Linked DNA regions of Homo sapiens: region 2 is linked to region 1. A link is a contact called in ENCODE Hi-C or POLR2A ChIA-PET data. All regions are on one chromosome and are shown on one strand. The core of a region is the stretch at or near the end of the contact, and the rest is flanking DNA. Distances in the headings are between cores, read along the strand shown.

Region 1 (4,664 bases), core at 1,347-3,846:
CTTACTTTATGACCCTAAAAGGAAGTTTTGAGATATATTTAGTGACAAAACCTTACTGCCATTCATGGAGCACTGTGTCCATTCATGGAGCACCCAGGTCCTGTATCAAGTTCTTTACTTGTATGCTGTAATTTAACTCCAATCAATCCCTTGAAGTAGGTATTATTCCCGTTTTGTATAGATGCAGAAATGGAGGCTCACACTAATTTGGCAAAGCTAGGATTCAGATTCTGGATTGTCAGGCAATAGTGCTCATGTTCTTAAGCTACGTCCAAAAATAAAAATATGGCCATGCCTACTTTTATTCATCTGCAAATGGTTTGATTACAAATTAGGCCTGGAAATTTTTATTTATATGCCGCTAAAATTTTTCAAGATAACATAAGAAATAGCGATCTGGAGAATACTTTGTGTATCATTATTTAATTGTGCCCCAAATTTCAAAAGGAAGAAGTTGGGAGAAGGAAGGGCTTGATTCCTAGTGCTCTGGTGGAATATGGTAAGAAGTAATCTCAGGGTAACTATGTAAAGATCAAATTGAAGCTCAAACTGTCAGGAACAGAATGAGCAGCCCAGGTAGTGTTTTAAGCCTTTTTTTTTTTTTTTTTTTTTTTTTTTTGGAGACGGAGTCTCACTCTGTCGGCAGGCTGGAGTGGAGTGGCCTGATCTCGGCTCACTGCACCCTTCGTCTCCTGGGTTCAAGCGATTCTTCTGCCTCAGCCTCCCGAGTAGCCGAGTAGCTGGGACTGCAGGTGCGCCACCATGCCCAGCTAATTTTTGTATTTTTAGTAGAGATGGGGTTTCAGCATGTTGTCCAGGATGGTCTTGATCTCTTGGCCTCGTGATCCACCTGCCACGGCCTCCCACAGTGCTGGGATTACAGGCGTTAGCCACCGTGCCCGGCCATTTTAAGCATTTTTTTAAGAGCAGTACTATACACCTCATGTTCTTACAAGGAGCATAAGATAGGAGAGCGTTTTTATACTGCAGGGGTCAAGGGAAAGCTCTCCCCTTGGCCCTCTGAAGATTTGAAGAAAAATCAACTTGAAAAAGGCAGATTAGAGAAAAGGCATATAAACTTAATGTGCACACAGTGTGCACATGGGGAGAATCATAGAGTGATTGCCAACCCCCTAAGTGGTTGACAAGCTAATATACCATCCTGGCAAAACAGGTTATGGGAGTGGGGAGAAGAGGAATTCTGTTGAGGAAGTTACTAGGGAAGATGAATGGATCAGGGAACAGAGATTAATTAACTTGTATGTTATTTTGTCAAAGGGTCTATTAGGTGTGATTACATTCTTGGTCTTACAGGAAGGGAAGGAAAAACAATTATTCCTTTTGATGGGTCTAGATCTTGGGCAGATAAAGGAACTTCAACTTCATCTTGTGCTTTGGGAGAGATGGTGGAGCAAAGAGGGGAGGCCAGAGAGATTTTGCGGCTTCTTCAGTTCAGCATGTCAAAACACTATACTTGGGATGTTGATTTCTGAGCCCCAACAATACTGTAAGTATAACCACCTGGTGGTGAAATCAGTTTAGTGTGTCATGATCTGTATTTTAAAAAATAGAATAGAAAACAGCAGAATACATGACACAGAGTAAGTACTTACACGTATTGTTTTGTGAATTTTTCATACACATGTACATCAGGTCACAATATAAAAGCAATTTCCTCCTATTGGTTATGGTTAGAAAGGTTTGAAAAACATTGAGATGGCTAAATACAGAACTTAAGGACTTAAGAAGGCAGGCACCAGCTATAAAGGAAAGGGAAAAAAATGCTTGGAGCCAGTGGTAATTCATTCAATCCACACTTATTTCTTACATGTGTTGAGCATCAAATGTATGCATAACAACTGCCTAAAACTAGGAGGAGACGCAAAGGCAACTTTTAAGGTGAGCCTCTTTTCCCTGGGTAGTTTAAAATCTAGTTAGAAAAAGAAGTTGCAGAGGGGAATCAGTTAAATAACAATCCAAGTCAGTATGGGATTAAGTCCTGAAGAACTATACTGACAGTAGACACTCATTTCAGAAAATTGATGTGAGCAATAGCAGTTGGGGAAGGCTTCAGAAGAAAGGAGCTGAATTTAAGCTGAACTTGAAGTGGGAGGATGAAGGTAGGAGGGAAAGACTTTCCAACAGGAAGAAATGCAGGAGCAAATACAGAGTCAAGAAAGCTCAAGATGTTTGAGGTACAACTAACTTGGTGTAATAAGAGGTGAGATTGGGTAAGTAAGGGGAGGCATAGTGTGGGGTGAGTTTCTGTCTAGTCATAAGAGTTTACAGGAAATGGGCAATCTCTGGAATTTTCTGATCAGGTTAATGGCAGGATGAAATCAGAGTACTAGTCCATTGACACTATATGTGATAGGTTGGAGAGAGAAGAAAGGTCAGATAGGAAGTTATTGCAAGAGTGAAACATTAAGTTGAAAAGTGCTGGACTGGCAAAGAACCAGAAGTAACAAACTGTTACAGGAAGCTGTGCTGTGATGCAGGGAAACTGGAAAGTTAAGCTGTACCAAGTGAAGTAACAGAAACTCCGAGAGAGTAAGTTTACCAGCATCTCATAACAACCACTGAATAAATGGTAAATATGGTTCTTATTGTTGAGTAAACTTGTTAATGTAATTCTGTGCTAGTTATACTGTGAGACATGATCATTCCCAAGAGAAAAACATCTCCTAGTTCAGTACAGTATTCTCAGCTATAACACAGACAAAACAAAGAGGGCTGTTTTTCTTGATGAGAACATCTTGGACCATCAATAGGAAGCACAGACTATGATCTTGTTAAGGTCGACATTTGTGGCTCATTCATTCTGGTACCCACAGCGTCTAAGGAGTACTCAGTAAATGTAAAATGAACTAAGAAAGCCAACGACCGAGTATATGGAGAAAAACATCAAAGTGATATAGAGCCAAGCACACTGAATAACTTTAGTAGATCCCAAACTATGCAGTGAGACCGGTGGTCACCATCATTTAGATCCAGGGCACTTCCTGTTGTGTGCCTTTCAGAACTCTTCAAGGGTCAGTCTGCTTGAAGGACACAGCCTCGCCAATCTGTTGCCCTAAATATTTCTATAGTGATGGAGCTATCAGATGGGCATCAGAATCTGCTCTATCTCATTTTTTAAAAGGACAACTTTTGGCTGGGTGCAGTGGCTCACGCCTGTAATCCCAGCACTTTGGGAGGCTGAGGCAGGTGGATCACGAGGTCAGGAGATCGAGACCATCCTGGCTAACATGGTGAAACCCCGTCTTTACTAAAAATATAAAAAAAATTAGCCGGGCCTGGTGGCAGGCACCTGTAGTCCCAGCTACTCAGGAGGCTGAGGCAGGAGAATGGTGTGAACCCGGGAGGCAGAGCTTGCAGTGAGCCAAGATCACACAGCTGCATTCTAGACTGGGTGACAAAGTGAGACTCCGTCTCAAAAAAAAAAAAAAAAAGGACAACTTTTCACTTCCTCAAAATCATCAATCTAGTACTAGGTTACAAATTATTCCATTTAAAAAGCATTTTCCTTCTGATTATCATTTCAGGATTTCCAGACCAGACTTTAGGCAAAGAAAGAACAGACTTCAAGCAAACTTTTCTCTACTGAATAGGATTATATATTTTATCACCTTGTGAAGAATTTCATCAGAAACAACATCTCATTGCATATTTGCATCTTTTCTTGAAAATTCCTCAAATATATCTATTGTGGGCAATTACATGAATTCATCTTTATTTTTTGGCTACTTATGCTTACACAGAACTGATACTCAAAGCCAATGTGAGAATTAGAACTCACAAAAATGATCACTTTTTTGAAAGGTGAGAAAGTACACAAAACATAAATATGTTCTGTACCTTCCTTCTTCCTTATTTTAAGTTGCCTTTCAATAACTTGATACTATCTTTGGATGAACTGGACGTGGGATTCTGTCACCTCTCTTATGAAAGACAGAATGGGGAAAAAATGAATGAACTTTGTTGTATACGTTTTTGGGTTAAGGAGGGAAGGAAGTTAAATAGCCAAGTGGCTTCTGATTGAATTACTGACAGAAATATTGGTGGCCTCAGATCAGCTGCAGCAGAACTAAAATTGTTAAAACTGTTATCGTTGAGACAGTCTGCGGCGCTTAACCAACTTTTGGGCTATCTGTGCTGCACCGTAGATCAAATTGCTTACCGTCTAGGAGGCGTTAGTTTTACAATAGTTTATCTTATAGATGTCACAAGTTTCATTTTTTGAGGTTAGATATTTTATGAGGTTTTTTTTCTGATTAAAATGACTGTATTAGGTAGGTATTTGCTAACAGCTGCTTCATAGATTTTCTGGGCTAAAGCATTCCCAAGTTGTGTTCAACGGCAAAAACCTTTGGAGTCACATTGCCCTCATATTTCTATTGGAATAGATCCAAAATTGCTGTCTAAGGAAAATCTTGGCTTACCCCACAAATATTTCCTCTGTTTCCTTAATTTTTATAACACAGCGTTAACCCCATTCCTAGTTCCCATGACTGCTAATGCAAATGAATATGCTCTAAATCGTTGACACGACTCTGCTTTTTGGATATTTTCAGAAATGCTGAGTCGCAAGAAGTAACACTTAGGGAAGATTTCCTGAAATCTGCACTGTATTTGGGTGTTCTAATTTTTATCTTTAGATTAAA
Region 2 (4,664 bases), core at 1,213-3,712, 750 kb before region 1:
GTGGGGTGTTTCCCAACGGAAGATCTGAGTACTCCTGCTAAAAGAGACAGGAGTAAGTTGGGCAGACAAAACAAAAACTGTCCATTGTATCTTTGTGACTGTATCGTCACTAAAGCCTGACCACAAGTATATGTTGTAATTGATGTTCTTTCTTGTCTGATCTTGCAGACAGAACAAGTCCTTCTTTCTGTCATAAACTTGGATGGCAGAATTTCATGGCAAGCTGAGGCATCAGCAATGGTCTGGTGGGACTTGGAGGGATTCTGCTTCCCTAGGAACATGGCCAGAGTTTTCTTCTCCACAGGGGCCGTGGGCAGTGTCCTTGAGGAGTGGTGAACTAGGGCAAGAAGCTTGGCAGAAGGGAGTTGTTTTTTTGTTTTTTTTTTTTGAGATGGAGTCTCACACTGTCACCCAGGCTGGAGTGCAGTAGTGCGACCTTGTCTCACTGCAACCTCTGCCTCCCGGGTTCAAGCAATTCTCCTGCCTCAGCCTCCCGAGAAGCTGAGATTACAGGCACCCGCCACCACACCGAGCTAATTTTTTGTATTTTTAGTAGAAATGGGGTTTCACTGTGTTGGCCAGGCTGGTCTTGAACTCCTGACCTCGAGATCTGCCAGCCTCGGCATCCCAAAGTGCTGGGATTATAGGCATGGGCCACCGTGCCTGGCCCACAGAAGGGAGTTATTCTGAGGCCTGCTGATGCTTAGAGTCAGATCGGGGCAGCTGTAGGCTTCCAGCTCCTCTGTCAGTTTGGAGCAAAGCTGGCAAACGGAATGGGATTGCCACCTGATTCGGGAGGCAGCCATAGGCCTCATGGAATTCTAGGAAGGCTGTGTCTTAGAAGATGAAAGGAAGGATCCATAGTGAGGGAGGACTTTCCGAAACATATCTTCCCTAGCACTATGGCCAATTGTTTCCATGACCTTGATCTTCATTCAGTCTCCTTCTCAGGAGGAAGTAGGGGTGACCTCTTTCTAGGGCAGAGGTTCTCAAAGTTTGCTTTGCAAAGGAATTATGAGTCGGAGCCAGGGACACCTAATTAAATACATACCTCCAGCCCTACTGCTAGAGATTTGGCTTTAGTAAGTCTAAGGTAGGTGGGGTACAGGATTCTGTATTCTGAATAAGCAACCCAAGGTTCTGATGCAGCTGGTTCAGGGAACACATTTTGAGATCCACCTCTTGAGGCTGGAGTATCTGAGGCCAAGGATGTAAGCAGGACTCCAGTATTGAGACAGGATCCATATGATAAAACTTAGGGGACAGCTTGAGCTCAGAAACAGGGCAGAGCTGAATGTTTAAGTGCTTCCCTTGGTTAGTATTGGCTCAGGTTTTGGTGCCTTGAACTAAGAAGTGCTGGGGACCATAGAGAGAGATGCCATGTCATGCTAGGTCACACTTGCATCTGCTGACTCCCTGCTTTCTTTGCAATGGAACCCCCTTTGATTGACTTCATTGTGTTTATATCCAATAATCCTTTCTTAACAATAGTGTTCATTGTGTAGTACATGCTGACTAGTTTAAAAAACTTTTAAACTGATTGTATACATATGGACATTGTATTCTTAAGTAGAATTTAACTCATTTTGCAACTGATGTTAAAGCCACCGCCACACAGAATATCTCAGTGAAACAGGGGAGTTCGTTCCTGGTATAAACGGGGAATGGTGAAGAAATAAGAGGAAGGACAGAACAGGGGGCAGACAGGTGGAGCCGGTGTAGGAGTGAGATAGTGGGAGTGATAGGTGTGGGTATTTGTTTATAGGGTTAGAATTAGGGTTACAGGAGGCAGGGAGTTCAGAGGTGTGGAGTTCTAGGGAAGGGGTCAGCTATAATGGAGTCGGGCTGGGTGAAATATTCTGAGTTGGTGAAGTTTAGGAACTACAGGAGCTTGTAGAGCTCATTGAAGTAGTGCAGGTACGTTGAATGTTCGAGTGTCCTCTTCAAGCTCTAGGCCCTGGACTCGGGAGTGTGATAGGAGTTCCCTAGTGGCGGTGGAGGGCCTCATCCTCCAGATATATTTGATAATTCTTGGAGGTACAGATTCCTGTCAAAAGCAAGTGCAAAGGGACTAGGAAGGACAAGTTGGTTGATTCATTCATTCACTCACTTTCCCTAGGGACCGTCCCTACTTGGTGGTGGCACTGCTCTGGCCCCTAGATACAGTGCTGAGCATGGCACACCCTCACTCAGCTGGCATTCTAGTGGGGTGACAATAATTAACAAATAGATAGGTAATCTAATTTCAGGATGTGCAGAGCTATGAAGAAAAATAAAGGAAGCGAAGAGGTGAGGGAGTGGCGATTTTAGATTAGGGGGAGTGTCGGGGAGAGCCTCTCTGAGAAGGCGATGTTTGGCAGAGACCTGAGGTGAGGAAGCCTGGTGGAGAATGGAGAGGCGTGTGGCCAGGCAGTGTTTGTGGCATGGCCTGACTTCATGCTGGGAGATTCTTGGGCCTGTGGATATTTTCATGACTGTTGTGGGAGACAAGCTTGCTGGGTCAGGCTCTATTTTGGGGTGGGCACTGACTCACCGCCCAAGTGTTGGGCAACTGGTATGCTGCTGTGAGATTGTTTCTGCTGTAAAATGAGGATCTTCCTAGCTACCTCTGTTTTACAACAATCTCATGAGAATTGGTCAGTGTCTTTCTAGAAAGTGTTTTTATTACACAATATCTTGCATGTATGCCACAGGATAAGTTGTCAGCAACCAACTCAGCTGTGTTCTCAGAGAGCAAAGTTTGGGCTGGTCCATTGAGCGCTGACACTGAGTTGATCCCCCGCAAAAGGCCTTGAACTCCTGCTGATTTTCTTGGTTTTCGTGCACTGCTGAGCTCCTGATTCAGAGCCTGAAGCCCTAGGTTCTGATTCCTACTCTATTGCTGACAACCCATGGGGACCAAGCTTTGTCTGAGTGTGTCCATGGATCTCCCAGAGGAGCAGCAGGAGGCCTGGGAGTATAGTCTATGAGGAATATGCAGATTTCCCCTTAGTTTCATCTTACCCATGTTCAGCATGGTGGCCATGGCCAGGGTAGTGTATTTAAGTGGCAGAAAATTCATGAAAATATTTCAAAGGGAGCAGAGAAATGCTGGGCCTTGGGGAGTCAAAGCTGGTTAAAAAGACCCCTGGAGAGAAGGACACTGTCTTGAGGGCACTTTCTTTCTCTCCCACGAACTGAGCTGAGATGTTTAGGCCGATTCGTGCACAGCGCTGGCCCTATGCTTGCTCTGGATGCATGGTCGACAGCAATGCAGCAAGTCAGACACGCAGTTACCTGATACGCACCCGGCCAAATGCTGAAGAGATAAGGGTTGTGAGTCAGTGTGGTGCTTGGTCCACTTACCCCTAAGTGTCTCCTACCAACCTTCCAAGATTCCTCTGATTTGGTCCAAAATACTTTCCCTGATTGAGTGCTGACGAGGTGCCAGGTATCGTGCTAACGCCTTGGTGTACTTCATCTTGCTTATTCTTCTGTGCAGCTCACTGAGGTGGGGACTATTATACCATTTTACAGATGAGGAAGCTGAGGTTCACTCACTTGCACTAAGTCACACAATGAGTGAGCATCAGAGGTCAGACTAGACACCAGTCCCTCCTCTGCCTGCCAACAGCCAGGTGGCTGCTCTTTTTCCCCTGCCCTCCCCAGGCTCCCGGAAGTCCCTTGGCTTGTGCACATGCAAACTCACACATACACAAAGCCAGATGTGCTGGAGAATTTACCTACTCCTGGATGGCCTGTAACCAAAGACAGTCAGTGTGGTCAGAGAGTATCACGGCCCTTGCCTCCTGGTGGGACAATTCAGAAGTGTCTTTTCCAGAGGTCCCTGCAGGATCAGGCTGAAGCCACTTTTTGCATGACTTTTGTCTTGCTGGGCTTCCTCCCCCCCTTGTCTTGCCCCCCTGTTCCCTTACGTCACTAGCAGAGGGGGTCTGCTTGCAGGGAATCCAGATGCCCGGTCAGACATGGGCTGAGCTGGGGCAGCATGTTATTAAGTGACTGTGATTCCAAACAAGAATTTGGGGCCAGGCACAGTGGCTGACACCTGTAATCCCAGCACTTTGGGAGCCCGAGGGGGGCAGATCATGAGGTCAGGAGATCGAGACCATCCTGGCTAACGTGGTGAAACCCCATCTCTACTAAAAATACAAAAATTAGCCATGCGTGGTGGCGGGCGCCTGTAGCCCTAGCTACTCAGGAGGCTGAGGCAGGAGAATGGCATGAACCCGGGAGGCAGAGCTTGCAGTGAGCAGAGATTGTGCCACTGCACTCCAGCCTGGGCGACAGAGCGAGACTCGTCTCAAAAAGAATTCGGAAGCCGTGGCTAGCAGTGACAGCCCAATTAAGAGTCCAGATGACCCTAGAGAGCCCAATAATATGTCACATGGGAAACACATTGACTTCATTTAGGAGCTCCTTGGAGTGCAAAGCATTAACTTAAACCATTGGAACATCCCTCCTTTAGACTTGATTATACAGATTCAACCAAATTAACCTCTCACTAATCTTCAAGTCACAGTCCGGGTGAAATAACATTTCTAAATGTCATGTTGGTGGGTCTCTAGAGATGTGTTGCCTCAGTTATATGAAGCTTATTTGACCCCATAATTAGTGCCCACCCTGTCCTGCTGAACTTCCTGTTTCCCATATATTTATTTATATGA

The links. Hi-C counts contacts between places; a loop is a spot of excess contacts on that map. ChIA-PET counts read pairs that join two places held with the same protein, here RNA polymerase II (POLR2A). Pooled maps may share reads with other maps.
Region 2: a loop to region 1 is called in a map with no recorded cell type, with 6 times the contacts of the local background. The contact joins two enhancer-like sites. A Hi-C loop is called at or near these places in 2 of 37 single-sample maps with no recorded cell type and 4 of 50 pooled maps. POLR2A ChIA-PET finds 5 or more read pairs at or near these places in 2 of 52 experiments (OCI-LY7 and activated B cell).

The regions. Positions count from the first base shown.
Region 1 is chr3:182,787,308-182,791,971 of GRCh38, reverse strand. ATP11B-DT (ATP11B divergent transcript) reads left to right here. Exons shown (of 3, transcript NR_187316.1): 2 at 3,546-3,822. Among named protein-coding and RNA genes, the nearest start is that of ATP11B-DT, 3.7 kb to the left of the region's middle. Within about 2 kb of position 2,596, at least 3 of the 41 ENCODE cell types and tissues checked have a DNase peak (open chromatin) inside an H3K27ac peak, as active enhancers do; they include OCI-LY7, where a contact is called at or near this core.
Region 2 is chr3:183,535,433-183,540,096 of GRCh38, reverse strand. All of the region lies in intron 1 of KLHL6 (kelch like family member 6), which reads left to right. Among named protein-coding and RNA genes, the nearest start is that of KLHL6-AS1, 11 kb to the left of the region's middle. Within about 2 kb of position 2,462, at least 10 of the 41 ENCODE cell types and tissues checked have a DNase peak (open chromatin) inside an H3K27ac peak, as active enhancers do; they include OCI-LY7, where a contact is called at or near this core.